Linked DNA regions of Homo sapiens: region 1 is linked to region 2. The links are chromatin contacts, found by Hi-C or POLR2A ChIA-PET in ENCODE. All regions are on one chromosome and are shown on one strand. Each heading gives the region's core, a stretch centred on a gene start or an enhancer-like site at or near the end of the contact. The rest is flanking DNA. Distances are from core to core; before and after follow the strand shown.

Evidence for each region. A loop is a pair of places that touch in the nucleus more often than their neighbours do. ChIA-PET counts read pairs that join two places held with the same protein, here RNA polymerase II (POLR2A). Pooled maps may share reads with other maps.
Region 1: a loop to region 2 is called in a pooled map, with 2.7 times the contacts of the local background. The contact joins two enhancer-like sites. A Hi-C loop is called at or near these places in 2 of 50 pooled maps. POLR2A ChIA-PET finds 5 or more read pairs at or near these places in 3 of 52 experiments (MCF 10A, activated CD4-positive, alpha-beta T cell and activated T-cell).

What each region holds. Positions count from the first base shown.
Region 1 is chr7:134,884,834-134,888,009 of GRCh38, forward strand. The region is part of intron 3 of CALD1 (caldesmon 1); the gene reads left to right. Among named protein-coding and RNA genes, the nearest start is that of AGBL3, 100 kb to the right of the region's middle. Within about 2 kb of position 1,303, at least 17 of the 41 ENCODE cell types and tissues checked have a DNase peak (open chromatin) inside an H3K27ac peak, as active enhancers do.
Region 2 is chr7:134,612,199-134,615,413 of GRCh38, forward strand. No RefSeq gene overlaps it. Among named protein-coding and RNA genes, the nearest start is that of BPGM, 33 kb to the right of the region's middle. Within about 2 kb of position 1,898, at least 7 of the 41 ENCODE cell types and tissues checked have a DNase peak (open chromatin) inside an H3K27ac peak, as active enhancers do.

The DNA.
Region 1 (3,176 bases), core at 53-2,552, 270 kb after region 2:
AAAAATGTTACACTGTAACTTATTTGGTAAAAACAAGTATATACACAGGAACAATGAACAAATAAGACTGTGTATTTGTATTTATCCATATTTTCTTTCTTTCTTTTATTTATTTATTTTTTTGAGACAGAGTCTCATTCTGTCACCCAGGCTAGAGTACACTGGTGTGATCTCGGCTCACTGCAGCCTCCACCTCCCAGGTTCAAGCGATTCTCATGCCTCAGCCTCTGGAGGGGTTACAGGCGCACACCACCATGCCAGGCTAACTTTTGTACTTTTAACAGAGACGGGGTTTCACTATGTTGGCCAGTCTGGTCTGTAACTCCTGACCTCAGGTGATCCTCCTGCCTCTGCCTCCCAAAGTGCTGGGATTACAGGTGTGAGCCCCGACACCCGGCACCATACGTTTATTTCTATCTGTAGATCATAATCAAGTGCTGATCCCAGTCAGAGGTTATTACAAAATATAACAGAACCTAATAAAGTGTTATTATATAATGTAAATAATAAGCACAACACCTAAAGTATCTGAAACACATAATGGATTATTTCTCTAGCAATAGGAGCAATATGCTTTCATCCAGGTCTGACCACCCCCCAAAAAGAAGGAAATCAATATTTTTTAAGACTTTATATGGTATCACTGGAAAAAAATCTGGATTTCATTCCAGCTATAAAAGCCATGTGTAAATTTAATATCCAGATGCAAAAGGTGGACACCCACAAATAAATTTATGATTGTGGAAATATTTAGACACTTTGAACAAGAGTGGTACACACTGAGAATTCTGTGGCTTAGGAACTAATATGCTTCCTTTGAAGATTTGACCTTTTCTTCTGCACTAGAATTATCTCCTGAGTCCTTATAATAATTTCCTTCACAACCTGTACCTATGAACAACAAATCTACATTCTAAAATATATCACTATGGCCTAGATTCAGTTTCTTATGGGTAGAAATCACATTCTTCATGTACACACTTCTTTCCTAGAATTATATAAAGCAGGTATTATTATTATCGTTTTCACCGAGACCAGAACCAGAATTTTGTAGATGTGCACCAGCCACCATTCATTCAAGAAATTGTTAGAGCCCTGCTATTTCCAAGCACCGTTTATTGTTTTAAAGATATGTTTCAAGTTGGAGGGCAGAAAGGAGTTAGAGGCATGATCCTTTTCAGATAGAAACTTTTCAGGAAAAGAAAATAGTCCAGTTGTTTAAAAAACCCTGGATTTTAAAAAGAGCTTAGAGAGTCGGCCTAAGTAATTGGTGCAAGACAGTTTAAACAGAAACAGGGAGTCTCACAGCAAGTTGGCTGGAGGAGCTGACTCATACATTGCAACATAATTATTTCCCAAATAACATGCAAACAAGAGTGGGCTCAAGCTTTCTGGTCTCTCTCTCCCTAACAAGATAAATTAGAAAGAAATAAAGTCAAATCCAGGAAGACTTCATAGAGGTAAGGCCTGGAACTGGTTCTTAAAGAACCACTAGAATTCAGAGAAGCAAAAGGAGTAAGAGTGGGCATAGGACTTACAAAGCAATTCATTTGGAGAAGAAAAAAGAAAAAGCAAAAACCCTGGATATAGCACAAAACTGAATGAATGATCTCTCTAAGAGATGCTATTATCAATGTGAAAATGATGTTAGGATGTGTTAACAGGAACGTGGCAGGAAGCACTGGGACTTCAGCCAGGCCTTGGTCAGCTTTTATTATGTCCAATTTTGGTTTCCCGTTTGAAGAGTTGTTATAGTCAGGCTGATATTAAAAGGATGGAAAATAGGCATTGGCGTCTAGCCTAGAAAAGACGAGACTAAAGGATGACTTAATACCTGTGGCCCTCCTAGAGATAAGTAGGTTTCTATTTCAGCAACAGGAAATCTAGTTCGATAACAGGATAAATTGAGCGTGAGAGTGATTAAACACTGGGACCTTGATCACAGGATGTCACCTACTGAAGTATAGTTCTTTAGCTCTACTGCTTTCAGAGTACTGTTCACTTTCTGTCTTATAATAGAATTTTTGTATACATGTCTTATCTCCCTTTAGGACTGCCCTTCTTATCTTTGCATCCCCCACAGCACTTAGTGCAATGACTTGCTTGTAGTAAACATTCCAATAGTGCTACGCGAAGCAAAGCAAAAAGGAATGTGCTGGGACAAAATAAAACTACATGCTCACCATTATAAGGGCAATAAGACAGTGTCACAACCCAAGCCCCTATTACAGGCCTAGAGACAGATGAGGCAAAGAATAATTAAGAAACGTGTATCAGCACAGGCCATGAAGACGCTGGTGAAGAACCACTGGAAGACTAGGATGAGGAGTAAACTGTGATTTTTCCACAGCAGCTCCTGCATTCAAGATCACAGGACATGACAGAGCAATATAGTTTAAGTGAACACGTTCAACGCCATGGCAGGGGCAGGGGATGGGAGATGCCGTCGTCTATGAGGGGAAAACTATGAGAGGCCAACAGAAAGGAGGAAAGAGATGCTGCCTTTGAATATGTAAACTCCTTTACCTACATTCCTGTTCACCTTGGGGTGGGGGAACAGCTGTCTAGGCAAGATTTTTTGCCTAGTTCTAAGAGTACAGAGCCTATGAATTTCTTCATAAGAAAATTTATCTCCAACAGCCTTTTCAAACGTCCCCTTTGTACTACTCGAACTGTTGCCTCCCTAGTGGTAGATTTCCCTTAGGTTTATGTGTTTCCATAGTAAGTGAATGGCTCTGTGCATGTTATGTGTGTGCATGTGTGCGTATGCATGCATGCGTGTATATGTGTGTGCCTGTGTGTACATGCATGTCTGTATGTGTGTGCATGTGTGCGTATGCATGCATGTGTGTGTATGTGTATGTGCATGTGTGCATATGCATGCATGCGTATATGTGTTTGCCTGTGTGTGCATGTGTGTCTCTATGTGCCTGCGTGTGTATGTGTGTGCATGTGTATGTGTGCGCATGTGTATGTGTGTGCATGTGTGCATATGCATGCATTCGTGTATGTGTGTGTGCCTGTGTGTGCATGTGTGTCTGTATGTGTGTGTATGTGTGTGCATGTGTGTCATAAGCGCATTAGGGCATATGCACAGCACTTCCCACATACCTCTCTTCCCTAGGGAATTGTTTCAAGGTAGAAGCTGTTCTTAAACAACTGCTGCAGACTCTAAA
Region 2 (3,215 bases), core at 648-3,147:
CTGAGTGTGGTTTTGAAAGATATACAGAAAAAATGATTTCTGAGTATAGAGAACAATAGGAAAAGGTATGGCAGTATACTAAAAATGAGTAATCCAATTTAGATGAAACAAAGAATCTATGAAGAGATATAATGGAAAACAAAGCCTGAAAAACATACTTGGCCAATATCTGAAGTCTTGGACACAAGGTGGCAGGATTTATACATTATAGGTAGGCGTATGCTATGGTTTGCATACATAGTTCACATGTTGGATGTGATCACCTTAACACCCAAGGTGATGGTATTAAGAGGTGGGGTCTTTGGGAGGTAGCGAGGGCTCCATCCTCATCAATGAAATTAGTGCCCTTATTAAAGGACTTGAAGGCACCTGTTAGCTTCTTCTGTCTTTTCTGCCATGTGAGGATGCTGCAAGAAGGCACCCTCACCAATTACTGAAGCTGCCAGCACCATGATCTCAGACTTCTCAGCCTCTAGCACTGTAAGAAATACATTTCTATTGCTTATAAATTCCCCCATCTAAGACATTTTGTTATAGCAGCAGGAACAGACTAAGGCAGTATATTAGTCCATTTTCAAGCTGCTGATAAAGACATACCCAAGGCTGGGTAGTTTATAAAGAAAAAGAGGTTTAATAGACTTACAGTTCCGCGTGGCTGAGAGAGGCCTCACAATCATGGCAGAAGGCGAGAAGCACATTTTACAAGGTGGCAGACAAGAGAAAAATGAGAACCATGCGAAAAGGGTTTCCTCTTATAAAACCATCAGATCTCATTAGACTTATTCACTACCATGAGAACAGTATGGGGGAAACTGTCCCCATGATTCAATTATCTCCCACTGGGCCCCTTCCACAACATGTGGGAATTATGGGAGCTACAATTCAAGATGAGATTTGGGTGGGGACACAGCCAAACCATATCAGGCAGCATAAGAAAGATTGATTGAAATTCTAATATTTCCCTTGGTGTTTTAAAAATAATTTATTTAAATTCTTATTTATAAACTGAACCTCAAGATAGAGGAATTGGGAGTAAGACTCCACTAAGGGACAGTGGGAAGGGAGCTGGGAAGCACAGCAGTGACTGGGGTAACTATCAGTACATTCTGATGGGAGGGACTTAGTGGAAAGAGACAGCCCAAAATTCTTGCTGCATCTGCCAGTCAGCATAGTTGAGGTGGGAACAGACAGGGCCCTGTTACTCAGGCACCACTTCTGAATTTGGCATCCTCCAATAAGTCTTTCTTTCGCTGAAGTCCACCCACTACCCCATCCCAGTCTGATCTTGGTCTGAGTATAGGAAGTGAATGGTATACCTCTGTGTCAGACCCTGTGTGCCAAGGGTTCTTTACCTCTGGAGCTGATCACTTAACCTTCAAGTTGAATACTGGAGTCCAGTATCAAAACACCGCATTTACATTAACAAGCATATGCTTCCCCATTCCTTAATCATCAGAAGGAATAGAGTTATTAGAAAGTTGCTAAGGTGTTAGAAATCCATCAGTTGTCTGAGAAAGTTAGTGGAAGGATGCAGTAGAACAACACATTTAAAATGACTACCACTTCCTGGCACAGAGTAGATATTCAATATCAAGTTTCCTCTCTGTTGTTTTCCTACACAAGAGAGTGGCACAGAGTAAGTAATATCTGTCCTATAAACACTCACCATGGCTATCCCTCCCTGCCCTGCTAAAAGAAGACATAGTATATCCTCCCATTAATTTCTTTCCCCATTCCTACAGATATTCTTCCTATGAGATGGTGTCATCCTTATCCATTCCTGTTTTCTTCTTCTGGACACCTATGGTTTGTTTCTGTCCGTTTATGATGCAATACCTCAAACAACATTCAGTTCCTCAGATATGAGCTGACTAATGAAGGAGAAACAAAAGGGCTTCTTCCTCTTGGCTTAGATGCAACAATTCTGTTTTTCCAGGCTAAGGATTTCTTCGGGGTTTTGTTTTTCTTTGGTTTGGTTTGGTATAGCGCCACAAGTTGCTGTTGACTCATTTAGCTTCTAGCCAAAGGAAACCCCTGAGCCTCTTTTTCCTCCATGTGATGCTGCTGAGCCATCTCTTCCCCACCCAGATCTTGGAGAGCTGTTTGCTTTTCTAGATCTGAGTAAAGGACCTCTCATACCCAGTAAATTCCATCTTGTTAGATTCATTTTCTTCATTGTAGCCTTTAAGCACATTAACTATCCTGTTCCATCACCACTCCACATATCTTCTTCAAATTAGATTGATTTTCCAGTGATGTTCTTTATTGAAGACATTGCTAAAAAGCCTAAGTAGGACAGGAGACAACACTGAGCCCTGTGACCTGCCACAAGAAGCCTCTTAACAGGTTGAAAGAGAATTCATTAAACAGAACTCTTTTGGTATGGTCATTCAACTGGATGTGAATTCACCTAATTGATCTAGAATCCAGTTCATATTATTACACATTTTCTTTTTTTTTTTTCTTTTATATTTAGATGGAATCTCGCTGTCACCCAGGCTGTAGTGCAGTGGCCTGATCTTGGCTCACTGCAACCTCTGCCTCCCGGGTTCAAGCGATTCTCCTGCCTCAGCCTCCCAAGTAGCTGGGATTACAGATGCCTGCCACCACGCCTAGCTAATTTTTTGTATTTTTAGTAGAGATGAGGTTTCACTGTGTTAGCCAGGATGGTCTCGATCTCCTGACCTTGTGATCCACCCGTCTCGGCCTCCCAAAGTGCTGGGATTACAGCCATGAGCCACAGCGCCCGGCCTATTACATATTTTCTAAAACAAATCATGAGATATCTTGCCAAATGCTTTGTTCAAGTCACATCTACAATTTTTGCGGCACTCACTTCATCTTCCAGTCTAGAAAGTCTATCAAAAATGAAAATAATTCTACTGTAGAATGGTTTACTCTTTGTGAATACTGTTTATTAATGTTTGAAATGTACCACCCCTCTCCATTGCCCTCACCCATTAAAAAACTCATTTTCTAAAATGTGCCTCCCGCCGCCCCACTTTTTTTTTTTTGAGGCAGAGTCTCGCTCTGTCACCCAGACTGGAGTGCAATGGTGTGATCTCAGCCCACTGCAACCTCCGCCTCCCAGGTTCAAGCAATTCTCTTGCCTCAGCCTCCCGAGTAGCTGGGACTATAGGTGTGTGCCACCACACCCGGCTAAGTTTTGTATTTTTAGTAGAGATGGGGTTTCGCCATGTTGACCGGGCTGGTCT